Linked DNA regions of Mus musculus: region 2 is linked to region 1. Evidence: chromatin contacts called from ENCODE Hi-C or POLR2A ChIA-PET data. All regions are on one chromosome and are shown on one strand. The core of a region is the stretch at or near the end of the contact, and the rest is flanking DNA. Distances in the headings are between cores, read along the strand shown. Region 1 holds the start of Ext1 (exostosin glycosyltransferase 1). Region 2 overlaps Ext1 (exostosin glycosyltransferase 1).

The links. A loop is a pair of places that touch in the nucleus more often than their neighbours do. ChIA-PET counts read pairs that join two places held with the same protein, here RNA polymerase II (POLR2A).
Region 2: a map of heart shows a loop between it and region 1 (2.0-fold over the local background). The contact joins the enhancer-like site here to the promoter of Ext1 in region 1. A Hi-C loop is called at or near these places in 4 of 37 maps with a recorded cell type or tissue (adrenal gland, heart and regulatory T cell). POLR2A ChIA-PET finds 5 or more read pairs at or near these places in 4 of 5 experiments (Patski and embryonic stem cell).

The regions. Positions count from the first base shown.
Region 1 is chr15:53,342,793-53,350,662 of GRCm38, reverse strand. Ext1 (exostosin glycosyltransferase 1) reads left to right here and starts at 4,480. Exons shown (of 11, transcript NM_010162.2): 1 at 4,480-6,261. The coding sequence starts at 5,300.
Region 2 is chr15:53,307,409-53,315,278 of GRCm38, reverse strand. All of the region lies in intron 1 of Ext1 (exostosin glycosyltransferase 1), which reads left to right. Among named protein-coding and RNA genes, the nearest start is that of Ext1, 35 kb to the left of the region's middle. Within about 2 kb of position 4,009, at least 2 of the 3 ENCODE cell types and tissues checked have a DNase peak (open chromatin) inside an H3K27ac peak, as active enhancers do; they include heart, where a contact is called at or near this core.

The DNA.
Region 1 (7,870 bases), core at 3,231-5,730:
ATTGACCTTTATTGAATATGTGGGAAAATAAAATCTACTGTCTTGGGTGTGCTAGGTGGTACGAGCCCATAATTCAAACATCTCAGGAGATCAAGGTAGGGGAAGTTTGAATTCAAGGTCTACCTGGGAAACTTATACTTTACCTCAAATTTTAAAAAGTAAGAGGACACTTGCCTAGCATATTTAATGCCTTAGGTTCCGCATCACCCTCAATAGTGAAAAGAACTATTATTTAAGCAACTTCTAAATAGAGGCAGTGCCCCCACCTCCAATGGCTCAACTTAATGAAATGAATATATTTTTATGATGGTATGGAAGCAATGCATATTTCACATAAATCAAACTTTGAATTTTGTTCTGAATTTGAATAAGACATGGTGTGATCTTACCTTACGATGTTAAATAAAGCAAGAATGGCTAGTAGCTGCTCATGGCTTCAGGGTCACAGAAGAAAGGAATAGATACTCTAAAGTGTTCTGTGGCTAAGCGACATTGTTCAGTAGGTAAAAGAGTGTTAAGATGAGTGTTTTGGTCCCCGATCCTATCACAAATAGAGGATGATCTATATATAACCCAGTCGATGCTATTTTTTTTCTCATTTTCTCTTGTCTTTATTTAAAGACAGGGTTTCCTGTAGTACAGGCTGGCCATAAACTCATTATATACCAAAGGATGGCCTTGTACTACTGACCACCCTGCCTGCATTTCTACAGAGCTGGAATTACAAATGCATACTGCTATTTTGGACAATACAGTGTTGTTAACTATAGTCACTGTGCCGAGAGCCCAACACTTATTTAGCGTATTGCTGCAAGTTCATGTATTCAATCAATATCTCTCCATTTTCACCTTAGTCCTGTCAAACTCTTTTCTACTCCCTTCATTTTTGAGTTCAAATACATTTTAATGTTTTCTTTATTTTTTGAGAATGTAATTAAATCATTTCCCCTTCCTTTTGCTCCCTCCCATATACCTGCTTGCTCTCCTTTGATTTCATGGCTTCTTTTTCATTAATTGTTGTTATGCATGTAATATATATGTGTAATATATGTGTGTATACATATACATATGTTTAAATTGAGGTTGTAACTTATTTTGTTTTGAGGATACAAATAATTGAACATTTTGCATTCTGGGCCAATGCTCTACCACTCACCTGTAGCCTGAGCTCAAGGTTTTTTGATCCAATATATAGGCCAGATCATGAAGTATTTGTATTTCATTTTCTGGCTTACTTCATTTTGTATATTGGTTATCAAATTTATATACATTGTTGCAAATTGAAATTTCCCTTCCTCTTATGGCTAAGTAATGTTCTATTTCATATGCACATTTTTGATCCATTCATCAATGAACAGAAGCCTACATTGTCTTTATGTTTTGACTATTGTGGAAAATGCCACAATGAAAATAGCAACACCAACACCTCTATGATCTAGTAATCTCAGTGCGTTTGGCTTTAATACCAAGTCAAGGACTGGTATTTTTGGATTATGTGACATCGTTTCTTTTACTTTTAATGGTTTGAGGAAGCCTTTATACTGTTTACTAAAGTACACCAGTGAAAAGTGAGTTCCCTTTTCTTTATGCCCCTTTCAAAACTTGCTACTTCGTGTGTTCTTGACATAGCCATTCTAGTAGGTATTGAGTGGGCATCTTCTTGGGGCTTTACTTTGCATTTCTGTGATGATTAGTAATGCTGAAACTTTTAAATATACCCATGGGGCACGTGTATGCCTTCTTTGTGAAAATGTCTATTTAAATCCTTCGCCCATTTTTTATTTTTGCTATTGAGTTTAATAAAGCCCTTGTATATTTTAGATATTAACCTCCTTTTGATATATAGTCTGAAGCTCTGTTCTCCTTCCCTATGCTGCCTTTTCATCCTGTTGATTCTCATCTTTGCTGTGCTGGATGTTTTCTTAGATGAGTCAATTACTTTTGCTTTTGTTGTCTGTCCTTAAGAGACCTTCCCTTGGAACCTTAAGTCAAATTTTAATCACTCATTCATTAATTCATTCAATTCAGTATTTGAATTCTACCTAAATCCAGGAACCACCCCAGGCCCTAAGGATTAAAACAGAAGAGTAAGGTTGGGGACCTAGCTCAGTGGTTAAGAGCAGACAATGTTCTGGGAGAGGAGTAGACATTCAATACTTAGCATGTAAATTGTGTGGCTCACAGCCACTTAACACTGTAGCTCTAAGAGGATCAGATGCCTCTAGCCTTCACAGTTACCTGCATTCACACACACACACACACACACACACACTTAAAAATAAATCTTAAAATACTAAGACTATTCATTCTGATTAAACAGGAAAAAGAAAAGAAAAGGAACGAAACTAAGGCTGGAGAAATGTCCAGCAGCTAAGAGCACTTGTTGCTTTTGAAGAAGTCCAGAGTTCAATTTCCAACCCCAGCAGGATGGTCCCCACCCATTCACAACTCCAGTTCCAGATCTGACATCCTGCTCTGACTTCCATGAGTATCAGGCTTATAGGTGGTGCACGTACATATATCCAGGCAAAACATCGCTACACATTAAATAAATATTAAATAAAGATATAATAGGTGAGTAGATCTAGTGAAAAAATAGGGTAGGAGTGTTAATGGATTACATTACAAACTGAGACTGGCTGATTAAAAAAACAAAAACAAAAAACATTACTCTAAAACATCACTTCATCAATGAGAAGCTGAGAGTAAGCCGAGATCATTATTCCTAAGGTTCAATTGCAGAAACACGGGCTGAACGTGTTTCCCCTCACTTTCAGTACCATTTTTCTCCTACAACATCAACCACTAATGAACTGAATGCAAAGATGTGCTGTGAGCTGAGGGAACCACAGTTAGACAAGAAAAGCAAGAGACTTTGCCAATGCAGGATAAGAAGAGTCCTATCTTCTACAGGGTGCAGGTTGTTTGACAGCCAGATCTCAACACAAAGAGCTCTGTCTTGAAGACTGTTCATTGCAATCCCCCTGAGACCTGGGGTCACTTGTGGCTCTAATCTCTACCTTTACCTGAACCGTTTTCATCCTGCTCGGAAAATGACTGAACCCTTACTCTTGTTTCAGGCCTCTCTAAATCCTGTGGTGGGGACAAAGTAAATCATGAAAACCTACTTCATCTTTGGCAGGTTCAAAATGGGCAGAGGTTTCAGAATGTACCAAAATATCCCACCCAATATCTCTTCCCTTCTTTATTCAAACAAATCTGAAACAACAAAGGTTGAAAACTTTCCACTCTGCCTTATTATAACCATACCATGGGTACACAACCGGCTGGGGTTTTCAGTAGCCCGAGGGAGGTAGGGATGTGTCTGCTCCCAGCTCACTCACTCCCACAATAAACAATCACTAAACAGCTTGCTGCCCTAGGCAACTGCTTGTCCAGCTTGGCCAGGCTCTGAGGCTAGGGTGGGTAAGTGTTCTAAGCCAGAATTCAGGCTGTGAGGCCAGGTAATGCTTGGGAGTCTAGCACAGCTTGGAGGTCCTGGAGGTTCCTTTCAGAATCATCCAATTAAGTTCACTCAGAATGACAGGGGCTTGGGGCAGGGGAGTCGACAGAAGGAAGGTCAATTGAAGGAACCGTGGCACATTTATTGTAAATACATTTTTTTTTTTTTTTTTTTTTTTGCTTCAAAGGTTCCCTTCTACAGCTAGGGCCAGGTGACATCTTAAAAATACCACCTCAGGAAGAATAACAACACCGATGGGGGCAAAATGAAATGGCTTTCTTTTCAGCCATTAGATCCCTCCCGGCCCAATATCAGTGAATAGAACAGGTGGGAGGGATTCGGGAATGGAAGAGAGGGCACGCAGATCAGATGGCTTTAGGAGGTGTCTTCTCACACTCAGCCACAGATCCATCGGACTGTGACAATTCCTCCTTATTGTTGAGGATTAGGGTGTCTCGGCGAGGAAGACAGAAAAATAGGTGGATTACATAGGGGAATTAGAAAGACCACTTAAACGTTAAAAACAAGACCCACCAAAAAATTGGTCCTCAGCGGGTCCAAGTGTGGGGGGAGAGACATCCCGACCTGCGCTCGCTTTCCATGAAGTCCCCACCCCCCTTCCCCTCGCTTCTCCATTTTCAAGGCATCCTTCTCCAGGAACCGGTCCTCTCAGCCTCCCGGCGGGGAGGCGTTCCCGGCTCGTGGAGACCCGGGGCATCCCGAGCAGCGGGCTGCTGGCCACGTCCCCACACTTCCTCCCGCGCCTCTGGGGCCCGTCTGGTCCGGGTTGCATTCCCGGCCCGGCGTGCAGAAGGCCGGCGGTGGGCGACGCCCGGCCGGCTAGCGCTCCGCCCGCCGCCCGTGCGCTCCTGGGTCCCCGCGCCCGCGCCGCGCCGCGCCGCGCCGGCGCCTCTGCCGGCCGCCGGGGGTTATGAATGGGCGCAGCGGAAGCCCCGCCCCACCCGGACGTGACGCCCGGCCAATGGCAGCGCGGGCTGCGTGGATGGATGAGGTCAGCGCTGTCGTGTCGGGAATGGAATGTGTAAGTGTAACATTCAGAACCGGGTAACATTCGGCGACCGAACGCGGCGGTCGGCAGTGATAGCGCGGGGCCTGCGAAGCACCGCTCGGGGCCGGCACTGCCCGCGGGGAGGACGCGCCGCCGCCGCCGCCCCGCGCCGCCTCGTGCCGCCGGCCGGGCCGCCGCGCGCCCGGGGAGCCGGCCCCGTGAGCGCAGGAGTAAACACCGGCGGAGTGTGGGAGCCGCTGCAGAAGGGAATAAAGAGACATGCAGGGATTTGTGAGGTTACGGCGCCCCAGCTGCAAGATGCACTAGCCGGCTGAAGCCGGGGCGGATTGACTTGTTGGAACCGTAGTGCTCTGCACCGGAGTGTGGATGAGTTGAAGTTGCTTTCCCCGGGCTCGTTCTCCACGCCGCCGAGAGGAATCCGAGCGGAGAGGCAGTCACTTCGTCTTGCCATTGATTGGGTATCGGGAGCTTTTTCTTCCCTGCTCTCTTTCTTTTCCTCCGTCTTGTTGCATGCAAGAAAATTACAGTCCGCTGTTCGCCCGCCCTGGGTGCGAGATCTTCTGCCCGGCTCTCTCCCGTGCATTGTGCAGCCCAAAGATGAAAGACCGAAGGGGAGAAAGTTAAAGAAATCGCCCACATGCGCTGGATCAGTCCACGGCTTGGGGAAAGGCATCCAGAGAAGGTGGGAGCGGAGAGTTTGAAGTCTTTACAGGCGGGAAGATGGCGGACTGGAGCTGAAAGTGTTGATTGGGAAACTTGGGTGATTCTTGTGTTTATTTACAATCCTCTTGACCCAGGCAGGACACATGCAGGCCAAAAAACGCTATTTCATCCTGCTCTCAGCTGGCTCTTGTCTCGCCCTTTTGTTTTATTTTGGAGGCGTGCAGTTTAGGGCATCGAGGAGCCACAGCCGGAGAGAAGAGCACAGTGGTCGGAATGGCTTGCACCAGCCCAGTCCGGATCATTTCTGGCCCCGCTTCCCGGACGCTCTGCGCCCTTTCTTTCCTTGGGATCAATTGGAAAACGAGGATTCCAGCGTGCACATTTCCCCCCGGCAGAAGCGAGACGCCAACTCGAGCATCTACAAAGGCAAGAAGTGCCGCATGGAGTCCTGCTTCGATTTCACCCTTTGCAAGAAAAACGGCTTCAAAGTCTACGTGTACCCGCAGCAGAAAGGGGAGAAAATCGCCGAAAGTTACCAAAACATTCTAGCGGCCATCGAGGGCTCCAGGTTCTACACCTCGGACCCCAGCCAGGCGTGCCTCTTTGTCTTGAGTCTGGATACTTTAGACAGAGACCAGTTATCACCTCAGTATGTGCACAATTTGAGATCCAAAGTGCAGAGTCTCCACTTGTGGAACAATGGTAGGAATCATTTAATTTTTAATTTATATTCTGGCACTTGGCCTGACTACACTGAGGACGTGGGGTTTGACATCGGCCAGGCGATGCTGGCCAAAGCCAGCATCAGTACTGAAAACTTCCGACCAAACTTTGATGTTTCTATTCCCCTCTTTTCTAAGGATCATCCCAGGACAGGAGGGGAGAGGGGGTTTTTGAAATTTAACACCATCCCTCCTCTCAGGAAGTACATGCTGGTATTCAAGGGGAAGCGGTACCTGACAGGGATAGGGTCAGACACCAGGAATGCCTTATATCACGTCCATAACGGGGAGGACGTCTTGCTCCTCACCACCTGCAAGCATGGCAAAGACTGGCAAAAGCACAAGGATTCTCGCTGTGACAGAGACAACACCGAGTATGAGAAGTGAGTAAGGGCTGCCTCCCTTCGAGGCTCGGCCCTGGGCCCTGGATACCTGAGTCCAGGTGGGAGGGTGGGGGATGCGGGGTGGAGACAGAAGCCCTCAGTTCTGTTGCTTCCTTGGGATCCAGCGGCTGGGTTCAAGTGTGTGGGGTGAGCTTGGGCTTCTCAGGCAAACTCGACAAGAGTACTCTCTCCAGTCAAGTTGGTGAAGAAGGGAATCTTCCTGATACTTTGAAAACCATTCAGGACCCATGTGTCTTTGGCGCATTATGGGGGCTCGGATCCAAGTTTTGGAAAGGGTACTAAAGGGTATTTGTGACGACTCAGAGAGACACATGTTCTACGCAAGTCCACAGACTCTGACCCCTGGGCTTTGTCTGTTTCTCTCAAGAACATGGGTACCTGTTCTCTGTGCAGTTGGCTAGGCTTAAATTTGCACCTTCCCCCCTAAGCTTTAGATTCTTGATTCCTAGAATATTTTCATTTTTACCTTCCCAACTTGTGACTGCCTCTTACTTCCTCTACAGCACTGATGTTTATGAAGGGTAGAGTGTAAGCTGGTTAGGGTCATTCATTCATTCATTCATTCCTATAAGCCCTCTCTTTCTTGGGGAAACTTTAAAATCTGGGCCTCAGGCCCACTGCAGTGAACTACCCTTACTAATTTAGATTTCCCTTTCTTCTTTGTCTTTATCTATTTGCATATAAATGTGGACTGTTACTCTTTGAATGGGCTTGAGATGCCTCCTTAGCCTCTGTGGAGGGGAGAGTTTTGTTTAGTTGCTAAGTAACTGAGTTGGTTACTTTGTAGCCCCTTTCAGTCTTCCTTTTCCTCGTCTTTCACAGTCGCTGACACACAGGATTTCAGGTCAAAGTTAGAATCCACAAATCTGCTTGAAACCGAGGCTGGCCTGTGGGTCCATCGGTCAGCTTCCTGATAGCTGAGGTCAGTGCCCCAGACTCACTTGTGTCCGGCTGGGAAAGAGTGAGCGCCTATGGTGCATTTCCACTTTACGCCAGTTAAAAACCAGAGCAGCCTTGTGCTAGCTACCCAGGGAAGGAAGGAGAAACCTCTCAGCTGAGTACAAGAGGAACTGGCAGAGGTTGGCAGATTGTGCAATTGATTCATGAAATGCAGAATAGGGGAAAAGGCTTCCAGATGGGGTTGGATCAGGAAGGGGTGGGGGTGGGGGTAACCGGGCCCTGAAATGAAAGGTGTGATTATTTATTGTCCATGGATTCCCTCAGACTCTCTGGTCTTGGTGGGAGTGATTGGATGGGATAGTAAAGTCCTCCCCGACTTGATCATAGAAGGGAGAGGAAATATCAAGCCTGGGGCTTCTGCTTCTGAGCCCCTTGGACGTTTTCCGTTTCAATCCTGGGAAAAGCCTGAGGCCAGGATCAATTGTGAATCCATCGTTCCTTTCCTCTTACACACGGAAGTTCTGCGTGAATGTTGAGTGTTGTTGTGACAGAGTAAAAATACTCTTTAACTGTGGTCAGAAAGAAACTGCTTTGTTGAAAGGACAATATACTTTGATAGATTCTGGGGGTGCTTGTGCCTTCTAGGAATTTCTTTGGCTGGCGTGAAGAGGCTGATCTTTTGATGGCT
Region 2 (7,870 bases), core at 2,760-5,259, 35 kb after region 1:
CTGGGCAGTGGTGGCTCACACCTTTAATCCCAGCACTTGGGAGGCAGAGGCAGGTGGATTTCTGAGTTCAAGGCCAGCCTGGTCTACAGAGTGAGTTCTAGGACAGCCAGGGCTACACAGAGAAATCCTGTCTCGAAAAACCAAACCAAAAAAAAAAAAAAGAAAGAAAGAAAGAAAAAGAAAAAGAAAAAGAAAGGAAGAAATTCCAGCTGAAATCAACGCGGGTATGATTTGCACCGAGTCTGATAGTTGATGAGAAAGTGCTTTTGTCAATAAAGACATTTTTACCCCTCCCTTTGGAAAGATGGAGCTAGCTAGAAGTACTAGGTAGGAAGTTGACTCCTTAAATTTTAAAACATGAAGCTGTGCATTTAATGCCTTTAATTCAAGCACTTGGGAGGCAAAGGCAGGAGGATCTCTGTGACTTAGAGGCTAGCCTAGTTTACATGGTGAATTCCAGGACAGCCAGGGCTATGTAGAAAGACTGTCTCAAATTTTATGTGTGTGTGTGTGTGTGTGTGTGTGTGTGTGTGTTGCATTACATTTATCTAATACATTTGTTATCACTTGCTTGATATTCATTACCAGAGCCACCCTGTTAATAAATCCGGCCTGATTGCTCTTCAGAACAGGTAGCCCCTTGGCTTGGTCCTGTGAAGCTGCTTCTTGTTACTGATGTCGCTGGTGCTTCTCAGTCCTGGTCTCAGGTTTAGATGAAAACTACAGCAGGGTCACTCAGCTTTAAAAGAGCCCCCCGGGTATGGTCTGGCACACCAGTGAGGGCTCCTTGCTTTTGCTGTGAAGTTTATGGAGAGCTGTCTGTGCTGCAGTTACTGGGGGATGCAGGCTTTTTTTTTTTCTCCTTTGGTTCAAATATGTATGTATGTATGTTCCTCTGGGGTGAGAATTAGGCATGGCAGTCACAGCGGGCTTCTCCACTATGGCTGCCTCCCCAACCCCCCCCCCCCCCCCCAGGGCTCCTGGCATTCCTTGAATACTACCTTGAAGAGATAGTTTAGTGCTTCCTAGGAACTCTGGTCTCTGTAGGAGTTGTTTGTTTATATATAGTCTAAAATGCCTCCCCTCCCCCAAAGAAAAATGTACCTATTTATTTAACTACAACAGTTTGTACTTTTCTGTATGTTGTTTCTTTAATTGAAAATCCTATCTGGAGACAGATCTCTTTTTTTTTTTAAAAGAGGAAATTGGAACATTGTTTTCCAAATACTTAAAAAAAAAACCCTAAAAAGTTTGAGACCTTATTATTATTGCTCTGTGCTTATTTTACATTAATAATTCTTGATTTTTCTGTTTATATGACATCAAGCAAAAATTGCTTCTTAATTTCAATTTGGGTACACAGTCAGTTCTATATTCCAAATATGAGGTAAGTTGGGTGTGGCTTAACACCAAAACTGCAGCACACAGGAGAGACCTAGGAAGATGTTCAAGTAGTGTGTTCAAGGCTGGCCTTGGTTACATAGTAAGGCCCTATCTCAGAAAACCCAACCAACTACCGCCCCCCCGCCCCCCCCCGCGCCCTGCTACCCCAAATCAAATTAAATCAAAAATAAATGAAATGAAATGAAATCAAAACAGCATAAGTCTCTGAAGCAAAAGAGAAAGACATGTCTTGATAGTTCTATCAGACATTCATTCAGCAAGTATCTTTGTACTGATAGGTCACTGTGTGTGAGCTCCTTGTCTGAGCCAGGTTTGTGAGTGAGTAATGGCAGATTTAGCGAGAGGCACAGGTGAAGAGCAACTGAAGACTTATTCACGTTCATGTTTGAAAACGTTGATCCCAAATGGGCTGTGCTTGGAGCATAGAGTACCTGGCAGGCATACTCGAGGCCCCGGATTTTTTCCTGACCTCGGCACCCATAAAACACATGGCCTGGAAGATGGTGCAGTGGGGAAAAATCACTTTTCATGTAAGCCTGGTGATTGGCCTTCGATTCCCTTGACTCATGGTAGAAGGAGAGAGAGCTAACGATTGCAAGTTGTCCTCCATCAAGTTGCCCACCATGACGTGTGACACACACACACACAGCACCACCACCACCACTAAACTCCCCCCACCCCAATCCATTAGGTAAATAGGGAGGTATTTAGGTAAAGGAGGTAAGGTATTTAGGTAAGGAGGGAGATGCACTTGAACCAAAGCAGCCAGTGATACCTGTACCCCAGAATGGAAACCAAGCTTGGTTGCAGTGGATGATGTCACACATCCCACTAGATAACTAAGCTTGATTGATTGCAATGGATGATGGTCACATATCACACTAGATCGTATTCTATTCCTTCTGCAGGATGAATCCAATGGAGACTGTAAGATTTAGCTCCTGAAACACTGACGATGAAACTTTGCATTTTTTAATAATTTGTTTATTTACTGCATGTGTGTAGTATATGCACAGTATGTGGGCACCAGGGCTTGTTCCCATGCCACCTCTGCATGTGCACGAGGAGGCCAGAGGTCCACACTGAGTGTCCTCCTCTGTCATCCTTCTTAGTGTTTGGAGACAAGGTCTTTACTGAACCTGAAACCCTCCACTTAGGCAAGAACCAGCTTTCTGTGAGTCCTGAAATTATGTACTTCCGCTTGCTAGTCTCCCCATCCTGCCGCCCCCCCCCCCCCATCGGACCCGTCACCACCGCCTGCTTTTCCGCGGGTGCTGGAGAGTTGGTCCTCATGCCTGTACAACAAGCGCTCTACCCTGCAGGCCCCGTGTTTACTTCTAAAGTAGCCCAGTTTGGGTTTTGTGGCCTTTGAGGTCGCGGAGCTCTGTGTTAAGGGCTTCTGACTTTCCTTCAAGGACCTTTTGGGATTGTGTCATGTTTATTTCAGGGTTATGTGTGTCTGCCCTGAGCCATGCTAGCGGGGAACGGATAAATCTAAGCCGCAGTCTGAAGCATAACCGTGTGTTCTTGTTCTCTCCTCCCCATAAACGATGTAAAACTACATTAATAAAACCCAAAACCACCAAGAAAGGTAGAACATTTGCCGCCTGCTGTGCAAGTATCAACTCGGCTTTCAAAAGCTTACTTGTTCCCTATAAGTAAGGAGCAATCTGAGTTCTTAGTAACACGGTTTAGTGTACGGGGCTACATGGCCTGTCCTTCCTGTTGCTTCTTTAGGACGGTCCACCAGCCTTTCGGAAGGCTGGCGTGTGAGTAGCGGATATTGCACACATTCTGAAGGTAGGAGGCCTGGAATGAGTTAGGGCTAGCTTCCTTTATTTATCCTTCCTTCACTGGGCTTAGCCTGGTCTCTGCAGCCCCCCAGCCTGCATGCTGAAGATTCCCTTGCGCATCACTGGGAAATCTGTCGTTGATTAGATTATTGGATCTTCATTTTCTTCATCAGGATGGTTTCAAGACTTAAACCAAGTACAGCAAGATTCAAAACGGCAACCTCCGCCACACAGACCCAGGACCCTCCAGTTGAGGGAATGTGCTTTCGAGAGACGAAATGCCCCTCAAGGAGTGTAGGGTAATTGAAAACCCACCCTTTGAGCTGTGGTTTATTGTGGAAGGGAGGAATGAATGGCACCAGCGTCCACACCTACTAAATACTTATTAGAACCCCGGCAGCCAGCCTTCTTGAGCTCGAGGTCCTCTGGAGCTACAGTTTCATCCATTTCCAGTTGGCCCTGTGCTGTGACCCTCGGCCATTTTTTTTTCCTTCCATTTAACACAGTTATAAAGGGATTTATGTGCTTTCTTTCCATTAGAACTTAGCAAGGCTGCTGTCATGAATATTTAATGGCCAGGACAGTTTGTTTTCTTTTGCTTTCTTTCCCAGCCTCGCAGCCGTGGGTCCCCCTCCCCCTTCCTTTTGGAGCAATGTAAATATCTTGGCCCCTCACCCTCTGGAGGGATCCCTGAACAACGCTGGGCTTACTGAGTTCCGAAGGAGTCTGGAGGGAATCTCGCCTGCCCCCTACCCCCACCCCTGCTCATGCCCCCTCCTCCCGCTCTCCCAGGACTCCCCAGCAGCTGGACGGTGGGTGGGTGGGTGCAGTGCACGCTTTGAGGTCCGCTGCGAGGTCTGGCACCGGGCTCAGCCTCTCTCGGTCGCTGAGTGCTCCTCCCAGTTGTGCTCTGCCTCCAACTCCTCAGCCGCTCAATTCCTTTGAACTTCACAGCAGCACAAAGGCCTCCCCGAGACTTAGCTGGGGCTCCCTCGGATGCATTCCTGACACTTCATGGGTCGCTGCCTCCTTTCTCTTTGTAACAGGGAAGAGGGCGAATGTCTGCGACAGAAAATGACTTTTGAAGACGCTCAAAGATTTACCGTGTCTGGAGCAACCCCTGAACTTTTGTGATTATCGTAGAGAGACGCACTTTCGCTATTGGTAGATTACGCCCCAACCTTCTTCCCCCGAGTCCCTCATCCTAGCTTTTATTTAAGGAATTTCTCCCTCTCATGCTGAGACCTTCTCTCAGTGCCCAACCCCCATTCTGAATTTCTTTTTATTCCTGTGTGCTTTGTCTACCCTTGTGTGGGAAAAGGTGAGGCTGGGAGAGGGGGCTCAAGGAGGAGAGCTCAAGGGTTAGCGGAGAAGAAAGGGTCCAGCTTAGAACCTTGTCTGCTGCCAAAGAATCATACATGCCTGGGCTTGCCCACCTCAGAAGTCTTTCAAAGATTAAACATGGAAAGACTCATGTTTGATACCGCTCTTGGATATAGTAATTGCTTAATAAACGTTAGCCATACATTATACAGTTTTTAAGCCATTTTTTTCTGAAATTCTTCAGTCTGATCCAATTTTATTTATTTCGCTTGTGCATTACTTATGACCGCACATGTTCCCGTGCACAAGTGCATGTGCTAACGTGGAAGCCCTTGGTCAAAACTGGGCCTCTGAAATTGCTGTTGACTGTACTGCTTGAGAGTCAACAACTCCAGTTGAACCTGGAGTCAACGGATTCTGCCCAGTTGGTTGTTGATATTCTGCTCTTTTCTCCTCTCTAGCTCTGGGATTACAGGAGGTTTTAATAAGTAGGTGCTGGGCCTACAAATTGAGGTGGTCATGCTTGGACAGCCGGCACGATGCTATGCTTTGTTTTGTTGAACCAAGTCCTCTTTCTCCTTGGTGCAGTTTTCACTGACAGCCGTCCCTCCTGCTCTCTCTTCCCGACTCAGAAGGGTGGACTAGGCCTAACCCGTCTCCTGTCTTGTCATTGTAGCTTCTAAGCTAGCGCTTCACTTCACTGTCTTCTTGGTGAAACGGAAATGTTTTAAATTGGGTAGCAGAAGCAGACATGTGTGGAAGTCCTGTTTGTTTGTTTTGGAAAGGCCAAGTATATGTGTATGTATGTGTTTTTACAGAGAAACGTTACAAACATTTTGCAAGTTGAGAAACAAATTCTGTAGGCACCTCCTGTGTTATTCTGACCATAGGTTCTTGTAGGGCTTGTGTTTACCTTCATATAAGGGTACAGTGGAAAAACCCTACTGGGTGAGGTAAGCCACTAGCCTTAGGTACAGGAAGGGCCATTGAAAGCACAGAATGGGAGCACAGGTGAGATCTTGTCAGGGAGGCGTCGTTCAGGGTGAACACTGAGGAAAGCATTTCTGGTTACGTTTCCCTGAATTCCTCTGTGTGTGTGTGTGTGTGTGTGTGTGTGTGTGTGTGTGAGCACACGTGCATAAGGACGTTGTAAGTTAGCTTCCGATTTTGTTCCTAAGAAACCATTTACCTTGGTCATTGTTTTTTAGTTTTTCAAGACGGGAGTTTTTCTGTGTAGCCCTTCTCTTGGAACTCTGAAGACCAACTGGTTTGGCCTCACACTCCGAAATCTGCCTGTCTCTGCCTCCTGAGAGCCTCCGCCACTAGGTTCCTTTTGCTTTTTGAGGCAGTATGACTAGATCCTAGTGAGCCCCAGGGATCTCCTGTCTCTGCCTCTCCAGTACAAGGTTCTAAGTGCGGGGCGCCATACCTGGCTTGACATGGGTGTGGATGTTCTATGCTGTGGATGGAGCAGGCTGAGTTAACCCTCTAGCTCTTTGTAAGTGCTCCCTTATCTTTGATGCTCTCCTACCTCATTTAAGTCTCCCTAAGAGACCTAAAATTCAATTAGCTAGCTGATGTGTATGTAAACTTACGTCACAGTCCATGGCATACTTAAATCAACTAGAATCTCTTCATTAATTTCTACAAGGATTATTGTATGAATTGGTTCTTTGGCCTATTGGGTGGAATATTTACATATGTATATTTAAAAATCCTGAATAGAGTTTCTCCCAAGTTCTTAGCTGGATGGGATAACCATTGGATTCTGCCCTGAAACATAGTACCACGCACATAAGACTTCAGCCTAATTTGGTAAGCTTGTCCTTAGCCTTTCTGGTTTGTCGACAAGAGTAGTAGGTCAGAGACCTCCGATTCACCCTTTTAGACCTACCTGCCTTGAGCTAGGGTTGATTCATTAGCAGGTCTCTTTGAGTAAGAGTTTCCAGCAGCACTGTCTTCCTGTCTCTCTCTTATACCAGGAAGCTGTCTGGAAAGATTTTGCTCAGTGCCTCCCGCACACCCTGCCACACCTGCAAACAGATGTTGAACTGATTAGGCTGGGTGCACAGAAAAAAAAAAAATGTTCAGCTACCTCCATCTATAGAACAAACCGGTCTCCATATTGCTTTTGATCTCTTCCTGTTATGTTTTCTTCAAGTAACGTTTGCACTGCAAATGTTAATTGTGGTAAGCCAACAAGTCCTGAGAGTTTAGTCACCCACGGCAGGGGTCTAGGAAGGGAGAGTAAGAGAAAGGGCCTCTTTTTATGGGAGGTGAGAGTCTTGTTGGGTCAGATAATTAGGTAACAGTGTAAATATATAATTAAACAGGGTGGTTGTGAAATGGAAATGGAGATGCTACTGTAACAATTCCAGTGTCTTTAGGGGGCTGGAGAGTTGTTTCCTGTGATTCTTTGATCTGCTCCAGAACAATCCCTTCTATTTGTGATCACGTGTTGTCCTTTCTGCTTATATTTTATGATGACCAAGTCTCTGCCTGGTCTCTGGTGATGGTCTCAGAACCCAACTATTACAAAATCCCTGCCTGTACCTTTCAGGGGCTAGTCTTTTCTATTCTTTGCAGATAAGGAATCCAAGCCAGAGAGGCAGGTTTGTTTTTGTTTTTATTTTTTTGCTCCAAATGAGCTCTGATTAATTTCTTCCTCTTTATGATTTTTGGCCCTTTGGTGAGTGTGACAAAGTGTAGACATGTTGTATTCTGGGGGAAAATAAAAAGACTTGGAATTTCATCTGGATGGCTTTTGTTTGTTTGTTTTTTTGTGGGTTTTGTTCTGTGTTCCACCCCCCCTCCCCCTTTATAGATTGTTAGGCAAGTTGCTTAACCCTTCAGAGTTTCTAGGCAGAAAAAAAGTAGATTATAAAGACTGAGATACTTTCTGTGCAATAGATAGATGGTCAGTAAGTGGGAGCTCTTGTGTATTGAAAATACTTAGGATGTTGCTACGTTTTTTCCACCAAACAAGACCTGTTTTAACTATACAGAAAGGGCTCGTTTCTGCCTTGGTAGGCTTTTAAAATTATTGTATGATGTATGGATGTGTGTTATAAGTCTTTCATGGAATATTTCTACCATGGATAGATGGGAGGAAGCATAAGGAGACAGATCTCAAGTGAAAGGTATGGCTTTTCAGTTGTTAATTGAAGCGTCCCCTTTATAGCCTTACCTTCCACTGGTAAGCACCCAATTTGTTGTCTTCGGAAGAAAATAAACAAAACTATCATTTCCTGTGGTGGAGATATTAACAGTAAAAACTCACCTCCTCATTATCCTGCCTTATATTCTAGACAACATGAAAGGACTTTGTCATATAGTGTCAATAAGCAAAG